2 separate regions of the Homo sapiens genome follow, and region 1 is linked to region 2. Evidence: chromatin loops called from intact Hi-C (ENCODE). Cell type or tissue: mesothelial cell of epicardium. All regions are shown on one strand. Links, peaks and the distances in the headings refer to the core of each region. The heading gives the core; the rest is flanking DNA. Region 1 overlaps LOC124900637 (a long non-coding RNA gene). Region 2 holds the start of LINC02160 (long intergenic non-protein coding RNA 2160).

The links. Hi-C counts contacts between places; a loop is a spot of excess contacts. Peaks named below come from ENCODE experiments on the same cell type or tissue, not always from the same donor. Only the 100,000 strongest peaks of a DNase experiment are listed, where the experiment ranks them.
Region 1: a loop joins it to region 2, with 27 times the contacts of the local background. A loop is called at or near these places in 4 of 110 quality-filtered maps.

Annotation. Positions count from the first base shown.
Region 1 is chr5:33,282,506-33,286,910 of GRCh38, forward strand. The region is part of intron 1 of LOC124900637 (a long non-coding RNA gene); the gene reads right to left. Among named protein-coding and RNA genes, the nearest start is that of LINC02160, 55 kb to the left of the region's middle. In mesothelial cell of epicardium, for the core only: no CTCF peak of the experiment used is centred there; no DNase peak of the experiment used is centred there.
Region 2 is chr5:33,228,485-33,232,889 of GRCh38, forward strand. LINC02160 (long intergenic non-protein coding RNA 2160) reads left to right here and starts at 1,251. Exons shown (of 4, transcript NR_147008.1): 1 at 1,251-1,374. In mesothelial cell of epicardium, for the core only: no CTCF peak of the experiment used is centred there; no DNase peak of the experiment used is centred there.

The sequences.
Region 1 (4,405 bases), core at 161-4,160, 54 kb after region 2:
CATTCAACTCTCACAGCTAGTCCATTAACCTTGTGGCATTCAAAATGGTATTTGCAGATCACTGTATTTCCAGGTACTCAATTTCCATACATTCTTTTTATTAAAGCTGATCTGCCTGAGGATATGCCTGTGGTGCTCGTTTATAATCTCTTTCTCCCTCCCACAAAAGATAGGCAAACTTTTTACCCATCCAGAATCTTACCCTAGTTTGTGGCCCACAAATGTCAAAACTTCTGGGGCACCAAACAAAGCAACATTTTCAAATATCAGTATCAGCTTTTAGAAAATGAATTATTCTGACAGGGAAGCAAAACCTTTGGAAAATATGATGGTTTCAAATTCTTTGCTTTTAGCAAAATTGAAGGAGAGCCAAAATCAACTTGTCAGCTGATAAATCATTAAAATTAATCTTGATGAAAGTTAACTTACATGAATTTTGGCATTTATTGCAAAAAAAAAAAAGAACTAAGTGAATACTGCTCTAATATCACACGGAATAACACTGCTATAACAAACTTATTCCATTCCATTCTTATCTACTTATTTGTATGAATAAGATTTATAGCATCTACGCATTTAAAAATTAACAGAAATAAAACTGATGCTAAATCCCATTTCATCCTAGCAATAAATAGTAAACATAGACACATGAATTGATTGGGAAAACACCTGACCCATCTAATAATGGTAATAAAGTATGCCTAAGAAAATTTTACTTTATGTTAACAATTATATATTATTTTAAAAATATATATTTATCTTGTACTAATCATGTAGTAATAATATTGTAATGATAATGCAATTCAGGAGAATGTTTTAAATACTTAGAGCCTTATGGTCACAGAAAATTCACTGTTTTAAGTTTTATAAGAATGGACATATGTCTTAAGAGGTATGTAATGAGTGATCCATAAAGTAAAGCAAGCATAAAACTATTTACATTATGATTTATGAAAGAAAAATGCAATGAAAATTATAGTTCCAAGAGAGATATAAAATTTCCAACTGTTAAAAAGAGCTTATGCAAGTATTTTTAAATATATGATTGCCTTTTATTATAATTGCACTTATATGCCACTGAACATATTCTAAAAAGTCATACAGTAGTTTTGTTTTAGTATGTCAATATTTATAATAATACAGTGACAATTCCATCATTTGCAACTATTTTACTTCTTCTTTTTTTTTTTTTTTTTGGGATGCAGTCTCGCTGTGTCGCCAGGCTGGAGTGCAATGGTGCCATCTCGACTCACTGCAACCTCCGCATACTGGGTTCAAGTGATTCTCCTGCCTCAGCCTCCTGAGTAGCTGCGACTACAGGCGCGCACCACCACTCCCAGCTAATTTTTTTATTTTTAGTAGAGAGGGGGTTTCACCGTGTTGGCCAGGGTGGTCTCAATCTCTTGACCTCGTGAACCGCCCACCTCAGCTTCCCAAAGTGCTGAGATTATAGGTGTGTGCCAGTGCTCCTGGTCAACCATTTTACTTATAACAAAAATTTTGAATGTCAACAATATGCAAGGAGGTTAATAGTTTTTCAAAATTCTCTTAGAAGTAAAAAAGCAAAATTCTTTGATACTATCATATTCTCTAATGTTAGGGCAATTCTGTGGCATTTTCAGCAGCTTATAAGCAAATTTGCAAAAGACAATAAGGCTTGAAGGCTGAGACCCATTGGAACCATTTGTGCTTCCACTATTGATCTAAAATGCCAGCATAGTCTCAGAGGCCTCATCGGTATCTGAGAGACTGTATGTGAGTTCTGTTTCAAATGCTTAATCCATGTTTTCACTTTATTATCAAAGAATTAACAGTATTTCACCAAATCTTACATGAAGTTATTTCCTCTTTTAATTTGTATGCAATACCATCATCATTAACAGTGTGTCACAAAGAGACATGAGCACTTAGAGGAAACAGAACACTCTCCAGAGTCTCTACTCCCAGCTCAGCCACTTCTAGCTGAGTGAACTCAGATAACTCTGTTGAGCTCTGAAATCTGTCTTTCAATCTGTAAAAGAAAAGAAATTAATATCTGCCTTGCTACTTCACTGGGTTTTTGTAATAAATGATGTTGTATTTCTTACTAAACTGTAAAGATCTATGTAAAACTTAAATACTATTTTTAGTGAAAAAGTGATTATTGGTTATCTACTCTCTAGCACTATGCTACACACTACTGGGAAATAAAAATACATATTCCCATTTTCATGCTTAAGAAGCTTCCAAACTACTTACAGAACGCAGAAGTGAGAAGGAGGATGGTGCAGTAAGAATAAAATCACATAAAATAGAAAGCAATACTGCTGGTCTGACATTTCTCTTGCCTATTCTTTTCTTCAACAACAGATAACATTCTCTGGCTAACGGTGATTAAGCCCCAGGAAACATATCCAAGACACGTAAGAATACTTTTCAGCCTTCTAACACAAGTATGAACTGTAAGAAAAAGAGAGCTGCATGCTCTTTTACCATCTCAACTTCCCCCAAATTAAAGAGACTTGAATGTAAGGCAAAGTTTGTTTTTTTCAGCTTGTGCATATATTTGTATATTTATTTGAAAACTTTGGCCTTTTTACAAAGAGGGAAACTAAATGAAAATGAGGCATTGCCGACAGAGGCTATTCCCCTAAAATAATAAGTAAAATCAGTCGAAATAAAATGTACTCTATTTACTCATTGAACACATCATTAATGAACAGCAGAGAACATGACAGAACAGATCTCTCCCTTCATGGAGCTTATGTTCCAATGAAATTAGAGAAACAATAAACAAGTAAACAAAAAAAAAATAAGGTATTTCCATTTAGAGATTAACATGGGGGTTAGTGACATACAAAGGTCTAGGGAAAGAGTCAAGAGATAGGAGAGAAAAAAGAAGTCCAAAATCTGCCAACCAAGAATATACTGAGGATGCCCAAATCACAGAGAGAAAGGCAGCATGGCTAAGCACCAGAACAGTGGGTGCTATAGTTTGAATGTGCCCCTCAAAAAGCATGTGTTGGAAACTTACTCTCCAATGCAGCTGTGTTGGGAAAGGGGGCCCAATGGGAAGGTCGTGAGGGCTCTGCCTTCATGAATGTTTTAATGCCAATTATAAAAGGGCTTGAGGATGTGGGTTTGATCTCCCACTGTCTCTCACTCATGTGATGCCTTCTGCCATGTTATAACACAGCAAGAAGGCCCTCACTGGATGGCGGTGGCTCAAGCCTGTAATCCCAGCACTTCGGGAGGCGGAGATGGGCGGATCATGAGGTCAGGAGTTCAAGACCAGCCTGGCCAACATGGTGAAACCTCGTCTCTACTAAAAATACAAAAATTAGCAAGGCGTGGTGGTGCACACCTGTAATTCCAGCTACGCAGGAGACTGAGGCAGGAGAATTGCTTTAACCTGGGAAGTGGAGGTTGCAGTGAGCCGAGATCGCACCATTGCACTCTAGCCTGGGTGACAGAGCGAGACTCCATCTCAAAAAAAAAAAGGAAAGCCCTCACTGGATGTGACCCTTCAATTCTGGTGTCCCTAGCCTCCAGAACTGTGAGCCAAATAAATTTCTCTTCACTATGAATTACCTAGTCTGCGGTATTCTGTGATAGCAATATAAAACAAACTAAGACAGTGGGAGATAATATCACAGAACAGGCCCAAGCCAGATGAAGCAGACTTTTGTAGGTTGAGGTAAGGAGTTTGACTTTTATTCTAAATGTATTGGGAAGCCACTGGAAAGTTTTAATTAGTGGAGTAATATTTGGCTGAGGTTTATAAAATATCATTCTGGCAGCTTTGTAAATATGGAAACTGTGTGGATATTCTGATTGATACATCCTAAATAAAGAACAGCCTCAATAAAAGGGAAGTTCAAGGGGAGAGATGAGGGAGAGTGGAGCAAGAGACAAGATGCCAAGAGAACTGGCCCTGGGATAGGCTACAAAGTCAGTCTGTGGCACAATGACAGAAGCAGTTTGTCCTTAGAAATGGATCTTCCTTTCTTTACTCCTTTCTTTCCCTTACCCCAGATTCCTTAGATACTCACTGCTGTCATCTGTCTTCTAGCTGCCCAAATGTTGACACTACGAATATTTAACGTGCCAAATTAATCAACAATTTCTTCCACAATGCTCATTTTAAGACAAAGTTTATTCCATCAATGAAGTTCATTTCAGCTAGGTGTTAGAAGGGAAGTAATCTGATTCTGCTAACACTAAGAGGATAGTCTTCTACCAACTCCAGATATATATGCATTTTTTAAAACTTGTTAAAATACATGAATTGCACTTGCATTACAACTATGCAATAAATTTCAGACAATAGAGGAAAATGGTAGGAATAGGCAAGAGTGTGAGGAGGGATACTCTCCATGTATAATTCACCCTTGCATGTTACAGTATTAGAATAGTGCCTGGTATA
Region 2 (4,405 bases), core at 286-4,285:
CAAGTATCTACTTTATCAAATATGTACTTAACAGTATGAGAGTTACTATGAGTCATAAAAATATATATATAGGATCCCGTATCCTCAGAAACATTATAAAGAAGCTTTACAATCTCATAGAGATGTGAGTGATACATGCACTGTACTATGGGGGAATTTTGTTTGACGAAATTATTATCAAGGGTAAAAATTCCAGGCAGAAACAAAGGTATGTTAAGATCTTCTATACCGCCCTCCCAGGTCTGAACTACATACTGCTGAGAAGGGGAGCAGAGACATGATAAACCTAAGGATGCTTTATATTTAGCTTTCAAATGCGTGGAATAGAGGATTCCTGTTCCCACTTCTGCTTGCCTTTAGTCAATGTGAAATTGCACTCCCAAAGCTTGTATCAATTTATCAAGAGAGGAAGGTAAGAAAAACTTATGAAGTGCCTAAAGAAAGCTGGTTGGGAAATCAACATTAACAGATGATTCGCTACCCATGGTTTGCATTTTTATGACACTCTACAATTCACATGCATGATTGGTCCTCCTAACAACCCTTCAAGGTGGACAATATAGGTATTATCCGGTTTTACAGATAAAGGAAATTAAAGGTCAAAGAGATTATCTGACTTGTCCAACAGCCTGAATGTATCCTTTGTGGTCCTGGCAGGAAATAGATGGCACATCTCAAGGATTTGACTGAAAATAGTTGAAGAGTAAAGCTAAGGGGGCCAAAAAGAAAAAAAAAAAAAAAAAAGATGGTAAAGCACTCAGGGACTAAAAGCAGGAAGCAGGACTACACGCCGAGGCCTGAAGAAGAGGAAACAATGTTCCCGGAGCCTGGTGAAAGCTGCCACCACGAGAGGATCTGTGTGGCAGGAGCTGTGGCCTCGGACAGTGAACACAGGTACTGCCAGAATTGTGACAAAGCAGGCATAAAGCCAGCGAAGAAATACTCTGATCCTGCCCTCTTGTCACCTTCCAGTCCCCTGCCAGTACCTCCAATGTGCCAAAATAAAGCAGAAGCCGGAGAGTAAGGATTTCAGATGAGGCAACCAAAAGAGGTCAGCTTCCCGGGCACAGAACTGGTCAAAATAGGGTGGAATGAATCTGACGGATGTGGTGGACATAGAGGGGAGCAGCATGCCAAGCAGACATATCTACTTTCCTGTCTACAAATCCCATGCTCTTTTCCCTATAGGCACTACTGAGATACAGAGTAAACTATCATTGTTTGAAAAAACTAGGAAGGAGACTTCAGTCTTATTGAGATATGTATTTCTGCAGGTTAGGCTGAAGCCTCTGCATGTCCCGATGCCTGATGGAGATGGAGGAATCCTTTCTACCCAGACAGAAGTCACACTATGTAGCCTGTCCTCTTTAGAACGTAAGTACATTTTCATTTCTTCAAAACTGATGCAACCCCCAGAGGGAAAATATATGATTGAGTTTCAGCATAATGTTAAGCTCTACAAAAACAAAAATTGAAAAAGATGATGGCAGATGGGTTAGGTGTTGTATATGACAAACTATCAGAAAAAAAAAAAGTTATACTTTCATACGACAAGCAGTCTTACAGGTAGTATACATTTTTTTCTGGGAAGGACTTAAAATGAAATGATAGAGAATGTGGTAGTCATTAAGCCTACTTCACGTATTAATCAAGCAAAATAACCTTTTTTTCACCGAGTGCAGAAACAGATTTGAAACTCAACACTTTCAGTCCTGTTGGCATCCACTGTACAATTGTATTCACTCTGTTCATCTTTTGCTCAAGTGCCTGCTTATCTCTTCCATTCTGGTTCTCAGGTGTCTAAAAATTCCTTAAGTTCAGCACAGTCCTTTCCAAGTATTAGTAGAAAGATCACTACAAAGTGTAAAAAAAAAAATCCTGAGACTGTATTACCTTAGTATGAATACAGTTTATCAAACTACTTTCCTGCTTTAATTAGAGAATGTTATACTACAGAAAGAAAACACAAGAAATACTTTCAACAACAACAAAAAAGTAATGAAAACACCGTAAGCCTTTGAAAAGAAAATAGAGAAAAGAAACTCTAGAGTTGAAGAAGAGGTTGCAGATTGTGGTGGCGGAGGCCGTGGACACCCGTGGAGGACAAACTTTCTCACTTATTTGCCCAGGGCAGGCCCTAGACAGCCTCTCATTGTGGCGGTGGAGTCCTTTTGTGACCGGTCCTAGGTGCTTTTACTCAGCAGACTAGTATTTGTGACTGTACTGAAAGCTAAGCAAACGGTCACCGAGTGTTTCACCTTCCCCACAAAGCACTCTGGCTTTTATTCCTTAAAGAAATCAATCCAGTTTCCTTTAGACAGATTTCCTCTACGCTGAAACTAACTACACTTCCTTCCACTGAATAAACCACGGCCCCGGCTTATCCACTGCCACTTCCAAGTGTTTGTTTTCTTTTTCCCCAGAACAATGACGACTGTAGCGAATTCTAGATAGTGAGCCCAATACCTGAAATACCCTTTATCAATTAATTACACTATTTGGCAGGCTCCAAAAGAGTGACAAATACAATCTTTCCTTTAGAAGAAATTTAAAGAAAAAAGAATATCAAGGGTATCTAATGAAAATAATTAAATAAGCAAAACTGTTCAATTTTATAGTGATGCAGATACAATAATATGATCAACCTTCTGTGACCTGTTTGCCAATTAGGGCAGAGTCGCGAAGCCTGAAATAGTAGAGGGAAATGGTCAACATCCTTACAACTAAATTGATTTTTTTGTTTTGTTTTCCAACTAATGTGTTTTTAAGTAAACCAGAGTATCAGGCAGGGTAATTGGCTAAAGCCTGAAGGTGGCTAAAGCCTCAGGGGGAAAGGGCTTTTCACCCTGGCTTTTCTTCTGCTCATGGTGTGCATGAGAAAATACTGTTCTCAACCTAGCCATCATTCAGATGGAACTCCTGGGTCAGGTATTTTAACCCAGTGAAGATGTTTGTGAAAAGACCGTCATTATACATTTTGACTAAGGATGACCTAATTTGGTACAGCCCAATTTATCATCCCACAGTGTTCTTCAATTATGCAACATTCCCTCTGTGTAAGCTCCTATCTAAAAGAATTTGACAGTCATGAGATACTAAATGTTGATGGCAAGAACTCTCTTAAAACAATGTTTTTCAATTTTAAGAAATTATATAGTCATAGTACAGAAAATTCCATGCCTACTCATTAATAAGTATCTTAAATGTTTCCTACCTGCATTCATTCATTCTATCAGGCACTCAATACAACCTGTTAACTTGTTTTTTAGATTTCTATTTTCTACCAGTTAAATAACTCACAGGTGCCAGGCATTGTGTTAGGTATAGATAGTCTCACGTATTGTCTCCTAAATTCATTACAGAAATCCTGAGTTAGATATCACCTTCAAGAGACCTTGCTATGGACACGGGGGATTATTATTACTAAGATGCAGGCCTTGTGCTACACAAATACATCAGAATTAGATTTTTAAAGATATCCAATTCTTAGCATTATTTAAAAATTTCTTTGCAAATTTTTGACCAAATAGTTCCTCACCATTGTACCATTTTTTACTCTATTTCGAAAAATCACATTCCTGTGGTAGCAACACATGGTAAGCAGATCTACTCTAGAGCACACTTATTCCTGGTGAAAATCTTGTAAATGCATACTCTCGGTCACAAGATTAAAATGCATTAAACGACTTGGCCCAAATTCAACACTTATAGTAAAAACAGTTTGATATGCACAGCCCAGTGATACTGAGACTCTTATGTCACTTTTATATATAGTGACCACTTTTTAATTTAATGTGCTAGTGTGCTCCATCAACCTCAGAAAAGTGAAATGTATCAGTATTTTGTCGGCCCTTCCAAGGCAAGTGTAAGGGCTATAAATGAGCAGAGCTGAAACACAGGGTCTAAGATGTTTGAAGGTTAGTGGGAGAAGGGTTCTCAGGAGCATTTTACAGGCAAAAATGTGAATAACTAAATGAAACAACAGAGATATATAATGCTAATATATTCATGGCCATAGATGAAATTAACTGGCAGAAGCTAAAATGCATCACAGTGGTATCACTGCCAGTATTATCCTCAAGATTTTATCTTCCTTCAACCTTCATTCTACAGGGATCAGATTAAATCAGCCACAGTGGAAATTCAATTTAACTCAATAGCATTGCTGAATAAATCTGATTACTCACTTCTTTATCTTTTGATACCTGGACCATACTATTACCTGGGCCTCGGTCATCTTTTATTTAAATTAGAGGAGATTCTGTTTTGGTTTTCAGAAAGTTTAAGACAACTCATCCAGGTTAGGTCCTCTTAACAGAATATTGCCTCATTTTAAGATAATTTTTCCACCCTAAAAAGAGACTCTCCAGGCAATGGAGATTTCTGCCTCCTCTTCAGATCTACA